Regions from separate parts of the Homo sapiens genome. Here region 2 is linked to region 1. Evidence: read pairs that join two places in POLR2A ChIA-PET (ENCODE). Cell type or tissue: endothelial cell of umbilical vein. All regions are shown on one strand.

Region 1 (5,000 bases):
AGAGGCCATGCTTTTCATTCCAGGAGAATTCTGGTTAGCTTCAAAAACAGACCACAGAAAGAAGGCATGGAGTTCTAAGAAACACAAACAATTAAGGAACTCTATCGGATCCTTTCTACCCATGTCAATTCTGTGCATTAATCAATCACTTATGCTGGAAACGACGACGTGGAATGAAAGGAGATGATAGGCCAATCCATAGTTCCTTTTCCTTTTAGTCTATCCTTATTCACTAGTAAGCCAAAAGTAGAGTGTTAATAGAATATACATGTGAAATATTTTGCGTTTGTTTTGCATTTGTTTATTTTCTTATTTAGAATGACATTAAACAGAAAATAAAAAAGAAATCATGACAATTCAGAAGAGAGACCATAGAAGACGGGAAAGCATTTTATAATTTAGTACATTTAATAGCACTTGTTTCCTGCATTTCGAAAAAGGCCTCCAAATTTTCACTTTGTGCTGGGCCCCACAGATTATAAAGCACTACCTAATGGTCTTGATGGAAAGATGGAACCTTGAGAAGCCAAGATCCTCTGTAGGAAGTAATATCTTTGTGACCTGAAATGGGTTTCCCTGATTTGGTCTATGGGTATCAAAACGGAAATGTGAATACTCAAAAGTACTTGTTCAATGCCACCATGTATCAATTTTCTTCTATTGATTCTAATTTTAGAAAGTTAAACCTATCCCAAATGTTTGATGAATTCTCAATTTTCTTCTCTTCTTGTTACTCTATGTTCTCTAATTTTTAATATATTCAGCTCTTAGACCTTCATCTGTAATTGACTTTGGGGTAAAATGTAGAACCAGGAAAACTAAGTGTTTTCAATTTGCAAAATACTCCTTTAAGACCTTAGCTGTCTGCTGAACCATATTAAGACTCCTGATTTTTATTTGTAAACTCCTTATAAACATTTCTTTGGATTTCTATCCATTTCCATTCCCCTTGCTGTCCACAGCCCTGAACACTGCTTGTATTCTACTACTCTTCTACCTGGGTTCTCAATTCCAACCCAGCAACCACCTCAGTATCTCCTTTATGGAATTTCCCTCTTCTACTCTTGAGTTACATACATCACCCTTTCTACCTGGGATAATCTCATATAGTATGATTACTCCTATTTCTCGCTTACCTCGTTAAGAAAAATAGAGATTCTTCAGTCTTACTCCACTTCACCTTAACTACAGATTCACCAAAAAGAAGTGGAAGTGCTTTATAACTACAAAGCACAATACAAATATAGTCCATAACATTAATGTCATTTTCATTATATTAATTACAGTTAATCCTTGCTTAGGGCTCTCTCTATGCCGGACAGTGTTCTAAACTTTTATATATATTAATTCATTTATATTCTCACAACGACCCTTTTAAGGAGTTACTAGTATTTCTCACTTACAGATAACAAAACAGGCACAGAGAGGTTAAGTAACTTGTCAAACAGGTAATAAGTAGTGGAGGGGGAATTCCAACTCAGCAATACCCTTGTTATGCCTTCCTAAGGAGAGATGCTGAAAAGTGTCATAATGTCATTCATAGCTTAGTATGCAATAACACTGATAAATTAACATGCATTTACAAAGGCTCTACTTCCATATTCCCAAGAGGAACGGGGAAGCAGAACTGAATAATCTTTACATCAGGAATTGCCTGTCAGAAAAATCCACCCACTCTTTGACTCTATGATTTTGTCTTGTTCCATTTTATTTTTTAATTTTGGAGAACAGACTTCTCGGGGAAGTCAGATTTTACTTTGATTTTCCACCCGAGACTGGAGAGTGGAGAGCCTACATGCCTTTGCTGTCTCCCACAGATGCTTATTCTAGCTGTGTGACCACCAGCTACATGACTGCACTGCAATCCACTTGGAACTTCCTAGCAGGACCACCCAGAAGCTGCAGCTGGTGCAGAGTATGTGGCCGCCTGGCCTGTTTACATGAGAATGTGAGCCTAAGAAAGTGGACAGTACCTGCTTTCTGCTGTCAGCCAAAGCCTTCATTCCCCTGGAAAGACCCAGTGTGTAATCTAGAGACATTCATAGGTTTTAGCCCTAACTATTCTCCAGACTTGGAAGTGTTCCCTTCCCAATGTTGGACAGCTTCTCCCAGGATGCTTGTCACATGCCCCAGTCCAGTGGAGCCAGCTGTAGCTTTGGAAATGTGGGTCAGACAGACTCCAAATGTGCTGATCCTCAGATAGCCCACTTTGAAAGAGCCATTTTCTCATACAAAAACTTTCCGTTGAATCATATCCTATGCACTATCTCAGGCTTCTCAGAGAGCAACAACACTTAACTTGTAAGAAAAAAAAAAAAAAGAAAGAAAGAAAACATGTCCTTAAAACCCTTGCCTGTATCTTTTGTGGGCAGCCAAGTTCATGCCTGGCCACCACCCCAGGAGGGCCTTTGGCAATAGTCACAGCTGAAAGCCTTTCTAGCCAGATGAATAACAGTGTCCGGAAAAGCTGACCTGGGGGCTGAGTGGTGCCTCTGGAAGCAAGTTTTATAGAGCTGTTAGTAACGCCTTTATCACACTCTTTAGGTAACAGATTTATTGCTGAACAGGTTATCTTACGTCTATGTTTTTGTAAATCAAATCCTTTTTAAAACTTTGTTTTGGAACTCTTTAGAGAGCTCACAATTTAAAGAATTTTTGTAATGGAACATTTTATAAAATCACGGGAATAATCACTCCTTCAGACATCTGCTTCCAGAGTAAGTTCAGATTTTCAAAGATAAAGTTGCCTTAAGTTGAGGGGGACCGGTATTAACAGCTCTGTCCCGTCTACTTTGTCCTTTTAACTAGGCCACTCCACGCTCTCTGTTGCATGCTACAAACAGGCCCTGGGGAGTAGAGATGAGGAGTAAAGCCTAGAGATAAATGTCACAAGCGGTTGAGGCTTTTTCTCCAATGTTAGGCACAGAGCACAGATTCTTCTGAGGCTGAACCTTGAGAGGAAAGGCAAACTAAAATTTATTGAATTAGTACTATGTGACAGGCATTTAATCTCACAACAACCCAACAAGGGAAGAAGGAAATGATAATACTCAGTGAATCCTACTACCTACTGGGAATGAAGCTGGTAGCTTTACAGTATATTTTTTCATTTAGTCTTTATAATTAGGGTTGCCATACTTAGCAAATAAAAATATAGGGTGTCTAGTTAAATGTGAACTTCAGATAAACAATAAATAATTTTTTAGTGTAAATGTGTTCTGTACAATATTTGGGACATATTTGTATGAAAAATATCATTATTTATCTGCAATTCATATTGAACTAGGTATCTTGTATATTACCTGGCAATCCTACTTATACTAATCCTAAGAAATAGGAATTATTATTTCCATTTTATAATTGAGAAAACGAAAACTCAGAGTCATTAAGAAATTTGCCCAAGATGTTAACTAATGTCAGAGTTAGGATAACAGTCTCGTTCTGTTTGACTCTAAATCCTACATATTAGCAACTATACCAGAAAGTCCCCTCATCCTAGCTAATAAAGAGGATCAGTTTTTAGTCAGCTAAATAAACCACCTTAAGTAAAAGGGCTAAGTTCAATTTTAAATACTATTTATTAATGATCTACCTGGTCCAAAATCCTGTATTGGGGCTGGAGAGAAGAAAGAATATACTGCCAAGATTATTTAGGAACCAGGGCCAGCCCTCACATAAAAACATAATGAAGTGGATAAGATGGTTGAGAGAGAAAGAAAAGGAAAACAGAGGGAAGAAACGCTCAACATGTTACTCGATCTCACGTTTTTAAACAGGAACATTTGTGTTACAGTTGATTCTGCTCTAAAACTTTGAACTAATGGTGAGGTCCCCTGTACAGCATCTTATGCGAGAAGCGGTGTTAAGTGAGGGAAATTGATGGTCATCCTCAGTGTCTCTGAGGAAGAAGATCCCTTCTTGCAGGAGATCAGCATCTGCCTTTCTGGAGTGTCCCCAGCACCTTGAGTTTGTGGCTCCAGGTCACATAGTGACTTTTAGGGTCCTGCAGTGGTTTGGCTGTCACATGGCTTACCTCATGGATGGACCAGGGTGACCTTGGCACGGCTGTCTAGTGAGGAGATTGCCCCTTCCTTCCCTCACTGCCCATAGCTGCCAGCTTGTGTGATGAAATTGATCAGGAAAGCTTAAAAAGAAGGCAGAATCCAAGGCAGCAGGTATGAGAAGCTCAAAAAATAAAATAGTATCATCATAAAGTAATATTTGAGTAGCTCATTTGTGTTAAGCATTGTATCAGCTGTGATTCATGAGCATTATTCCCAAATATCACAAGAATACAATAAGGTAGGAATTATTATTTCCATCTCACGGATGGGAACACTGAGGCTCAAAGATGTTAAGGTACATGCTGAAGGTCACACTGTGCACATGAATGTCTGCTCTGAAACCCTGCTCTTGTACAGCACTGAGCTCTCTCCTTAAAAAGAAGGGGGCGGGTGGGTGCGAAGGAACTGGACTCCTTCCCTCCATACAGGCAGGGAAATTCACACTAAACAGCAAGGGGAAAGAGGAAATGCAGAACCTCAGTGCAAAGGAGCAGGCCTGAATGTAGTACCATTCTGTCTTATCTCTTAATTGAAGCCAGGGGTATACATGCCCACTTCTGTAGCTAACATCAAAAATAGAAATCAACACTGTGCAAATGTATATCTAATGGTATAGCTTACAGTATGATTCCCTTTCCCCATATCATTTTACAAAATAGAAAAGATTAGGGGAAAGAAACTTAGAAATGGACACAGAAACAAAAAAGCATATATATATATATATATTGCTATTATAGTAAGGGCCTTTTTAAAGTCGAAATTCTGTTTTCGATAAGAAAAGCTTTTAAGAACTTTTTTATGTAGCATTGTTTATCTGTATTTATAGTCAATTTATTCCTTCACTTTGCTTCTCCTATACTATAATGCTAAGTTTCCCTTCATATTTTCCCAATGGTTAACATTCTGCTTCTGAAAATTATCCATTAAAATTTTATC
Region 2 (5,000 bases), 130 kb before region 1:
TATATGGTTATCTAGGCAAGCCATAAGGTTAGGTGAAAACACTGTGCAAGGAGTAGGGAGATTTGAAATGTGTTTTTAGTTCTGCTTAGTTCCCTCATCTGTAAAGAGAGTGGTAAATTAGCTCATCTTCAAGGATTTCTGAACATGTTAATTTTAAGTATACAAAGTAATAGAATCCAAGACAATACTGCACATAAGATACTCTTCAGAAGTTCAGAAATCTTAGATAGGCAGTCAGGGAAATGTTAAATAAATGACTTTATTTTTTTATTTTTAAAATTTCATGTTCAAAATAAAGGGCATCCAAATTCAGATCCCTTTCTTTTCTTCCAATCCTTGTAAGATGTACAAATTTTACATGAGGGATGATAATGCAATAGTACCCTATATGACTCAAATATAATTTAGTTTGGAAATGTCATATGATAATCCCACATAAAGCCCTATTTATCAAAGGCCCGAGCTGTCAAGTCGTGATGGTGCTTTGATTATTTTACACATTATTTACACAGGGAAGAGCCAAAAGGTGCATTCCACACATGATTTAAGAAAGAAAAAGGGCTCCTTAAAATGGAGAGTTTATCCTTTACACAAATATTGTTAATTTTGAAAATGTGAAAGAATAGGAGCATTAAGTGGGCTAGACCATGGTAAACACACACACAAACTACAAACACACACATAGATGTGTACACATACATATATAGAAACATAAATCACCATTGAATAGGAGAAAAAATTCTGATGTAAGAAATGCATCAGTGCAAGGAATATGAACAAAATAAAATAAATAGCGTTTACCCTGGGTAGTGGTATTCATAGAAAGTATTCAGAAATTAAGATTTCTCAACTACAAGGTGATGCAAATTTGCTTTAATGACCCACAGAGGGTTGGGGCCAGGAGCCAGGAAAGGAGAGGGAGATGGGTAAAGAGGATTTTTGGTGAGTTTGATGCAAGGTTTACAGACTCACCTGCCATCCAGGGAGGATGAGTCCCAATAGGAAAACACTAAGAGTACTCATTTGTGAATGTACATGCATATAGCTCAGCATACATGCAGAGGTGTGCAAGCAAACATCTCAACTAAGTCAGTAATCCATGTTCTTCTGGGGGAAGGTAAGGCTAGGAGAGGGAAGGAACACAATGGAATAGGTCTTTCACCTGCTGCATCTATGTGTGTTTACTGTGTTAGCCCAATATGACACTGGCAATTCTTTTGAGACATAGGTAGGAAAAATGACACTGTGTGGGAAAGAAATTAAAATAGAAGAGGAAATCTTGAGTCCCAGAAATGAAAACTGAAAAGAACACTTTCCATTTCCTTTAGTTATTTTCTCTGCATCTTCTTTCCCTCCTCAGTAACTTCAATTTATTGTGATCCTTCTCTAGGGAGCACCTACATAGTTTCAGGTGGAGCCCCAAATTGAACTTGTCCTTGGGTCATACTTGCCTGGGGTAATATCACATCCTGTATGGTGTAACTACTCTGATAGTTGTCCAATTCAGGATATTTCTGGACCTTAATGGTAAATGAACCACAATATGAGATTTGCTTTGCAAGAAGGAAACCTCTAAAAATTCTACTACAAATCTACCATGAAGATCTAACAAACAATATTTTTCATGATACAGTTACCATTGAGAGTACCAAGACTGGATCAAATATTCACAGAAGATATGGTATAAGATTATCATGCTAAAAATGACTCCAAAATGCCAAAAAGAAAACCATAGAATGGATTTTAAGAAATCTATTAAATGCCTACATGATGTGCTATCATGCCAACTTAATTGTTACATTTAGTGTTCATTAAAACTTCACTGCATTTGAAAACAATTTGTAGGTTTAGATTTTCTCATTGCAAAATTTCCATCCATGCATGATTGCTGAGAGCTCATAACAAATTGTGAATCAAGTGAATCACTTATAGCCAAATAATTACCAAAAAAGTTTTACAAATATCCTTTCAAAAAATGACAACAATATTAGGCTGAATGGGGGTCATGGGTACACTTTTAGAAAGTGTTGACATGTTGCGGGGAAAGGTCTCCACGTGTAAGAAGGCCTAAGACCAACGGAGATCTGAAAAAGGACCTGAGTAAGGAGTCAACTGTCTTAAAGCAGTTTCCCTGAAGGTACTGGTGTTTTAAGGAACTATTACTGGAAGAATTTTCTCAAGGTGACAAAGCTGCATTCTTTATTCTCAAGTACTCTCAACAGAGGGCATCAAGTTAGTCTCGAATATCTGTAGTGATGGTAGATGATTATCTGAAGCCCTTGCAGCAGCTTGGCTCTCCCTGGGGCTTGAAACAGCTCTTGGATACCAAGCACTCCCTGAAACACAGTTGTTAACGATAATGATACACTAGACGTGGGCTCACTTTGACTTTCTACACTCTTCACATGAGCTATTGTAAGCCTGTTCTACTTTCACAGAAAGGCATTCAGCTGAAATTTTCTCTTATGCTGCTCAGCATGTCTTGATGGGAATGCTTCTCTCAGGACATCCCTGGGCTTGGTGTGTCAGTCATATTAGGAAAATGTTCCTCAAGTCAACCTTAGACAGTTTCCTGGAGGAACTCTTTTCCAGGCAGGAGTTTTTTCTTTTATTTTAGGTTCCATCTTCACCCCGATAATTTTTGATAAATTAGAGTTGGCAAATGTTTATTTACCTCAGACTAGTTAAGAAACAGTAAATGATGTTCCTGAGCCGCAAGATTAGGATCCACCTGGATCCTCAGACAGAACGTTAAATGAGGCTGGTAATTTTTTAAACATTTACTCTGAGAAGCCACACAGTTGGTGACTGTTAAAACTGTGTTTTGTTTTTGTTTTTGTTTTTGTTGTTGTTTTTGTTTTTCCTTGAATTGTGTTATGTGCTGGCCTGGAATTTATTTTCTGAATTGTACTAAGTGGATGATAGTAATTTACATTATTACATTTTGGGACACAGCACTATCTCTACTTTCTCTCTTCATCCTCTTCCTTCCTCTAGCTCCTCTCTCTCTCTAATCCTGCCTTCTACTTTGACTTGCTTTTGGGCAAAGTTCTATTAGCAATCTTTGTTATCTCTCTCAGGGTCTGCTTTCTTCTAGAAAAGACTCATTCTTATAAAAATCATGATAGTTTGACAAGCTGAGGGCAATTACCTGATCAATATCAGTCAGAATGAGAAGCCCATGATGGATGCCCCTTTGGATTGAAAGAAAAGCAGCAGAGACATATTAAATTAAGCTAGTCTCATTTGGCCCATCACCAGAAGATACTGAAGCAACGTAATTTGACCTTTAAAAAATCAAGAGACCGTCTGCATCATCCCAGCATGAAGAAAGGTCTCAGACGTGGTAATTAGAGAATTGCAATAATTGCTGGTTTTGCAACAAAGGATGTTTTTCAAGTCTTTGGGTCTCAAACTACAAATTTAAAAAAATTAGTGAGCTCATTTTCTCAGTTGCTATAGAGTATGTGGGGATAGTGCATGGGGCAAGGTGGACATAAGACAAAATTGGGAAGAAGGCATTGCCAACTCTTCAGAAACTGTAAGTCTTAACCTACTCTCTCTAACTTGGCAGGCTAATAAATGTTTTAATTATACTTTTAGCTTGATACTACTTCTAAAGCCAAACAGTAAATCTCTTTAGATTATGTTGTCATTGGCTGTTAACATAGCTAACAAGGCAATAGATCTCAGATATTTAACCATTATTACTTCTCATTGGCTCAAACCATCACAATAAACAACATGTACACTCAGAAAAATTAATATATCCTCAAATCCAAACATCACTATGAAAAGGTCACCTTCACCCAGTAACTATTCACAACATTTTTCATGTTTGTACAGTTATGGAAATGAGCAACACTGTAAAATTTTATTTAAATCATCTCCCTTTCCCTGTGACAATATCAAAAGGCATGTTTCTCAACTTTTTTCTCTTTATCTGATCCAAAGATCTATGGCCCTGACAGCAATAAACAAAAACACACAAAATTGAACATTCTGGGGACCTGGCATGGGAAACTGTTCATAGGAATCCAGAGTCAGAGGGAGCCTTAAAAAGCTGTCTTTCTGTTCCATATTCTCAAACTTTAGATGTGTAAAAATTACCTGGACAGCATTATCCACTATGCCTGGGTAGGGTCCAGGGACCTGTATTTTCACAAGTGTCCCCCGGTGATACTATGCTGGCGGTCCATGGACCACATAGTGAGGAGCACTACAGAAAGTACACAAGCTTAAGAAGGTACAGCAGCTTAAAGTGGTGAAAGTCAGTCACTTTTTGCAAAGGCTACCATGGAAGTGGACTGAGACTCATTCAGTCAAGTAACACATCCAACGCTTTGGCGTTCTGTCACTTGCCTATTAAGAACTGCCACTTTCCTTTTTCTAGCTAGAATCTCTTTGTTTCGTTTCAGTCCATTTTGCTTAAAGGTATTCCACTTGTAAAAGTGCTCCTAGGGACGATGATGTGTTTTATTTTCATCTTTTCCTATCAAATAAGTGCCACCCCCCCTGCTTTCCATATAGCTGACTTCAATATCCCAGACTTCCAGATACTTCCTAAGTGCAGGTCACTTTCTTGCCAGGAAGAAGAAACATTTGTTAACCTATTTTTTTCAGAGTAAAAGCCAGAGTCCTTGTGACATCAGCACCTCTATTCTGCCTCTCACCCTCTCACGCCAGTCGCAGTGACCTCCTTGTTCCTCAAAAATGCCAGACATTCTCCTACCTTAGGGCCTTTATTCCAGCTATTTCCTCTGTTTAAGACACTCTCCTCCTAGATATCCACTTCAAGTCTTTGCTTAAATCCCACCTTCTCCTCCTCACCACATTATTTAACAGTGAAATCCAACCTTTCTCTCTTTATTCTTGATCACCATTACATGATCCATACGTTTTGTCTTTTTTTCCCATAGCACTTCCTTATAGCATATGATATAATTTACTTTTAAAATATTGTTTATGTTTGTTACTCCCTATTGCTATTATAAACTCCA

The links. ChIA-PET counts read pairs that join two places held together with the same protein. Peaks named below come from ENCODE experiments on the same cell type or tissue, not always from the same donor. Only the 100,000 strongest peaks of a DNase experiment are listed, where the experiment ranks them.
Region 2: POLR2A ChIA-PET joins it to region 1 with 5 read pairs; 2 of 35 experiments call an interaction of 5 or more read pairs at or near these places.

Annotation. Positions count from the first base shown.
Region 1 is chr1:87,965,765-87,970,764 of GRCh38, reverse strand. It overlaps LOC101927871 (a long non-coding RNA gene), which reads right to left. Exons shown (of 3, transcript XR_426720.4): 3 at 4,034-4,144. The region is part of intron 1 of LOC105378836 (a long non-coding RNA gene); the gene reads left to right. Among named protein-coding and RNA genes, the nearest start is that of LINC01773, 62 kb to the right of the region's middle. RefSeq lists enhancers at 1,470-1,969, 1,970-2,471. In endothelial cell of umbilical vein, no CTCF peak of the experiment used is centred here; a DNase peak (open chromatin) is centred at 2,324; H3K27ac peaks cover 1,562 bases.
Region 2 is chr1:88,092,933-88,097,932 of GRCh38, reverse strand. No RefSeq gene overlaps it. Among named protein-coding and RNA genes, the nearest start is that of LINC01773, 190 kb to the right of the region's middle. In endothelial cell of umbilical vein, no CTCF peak of the experiment used is centred here; no DNase peak of the experiment used is centred here.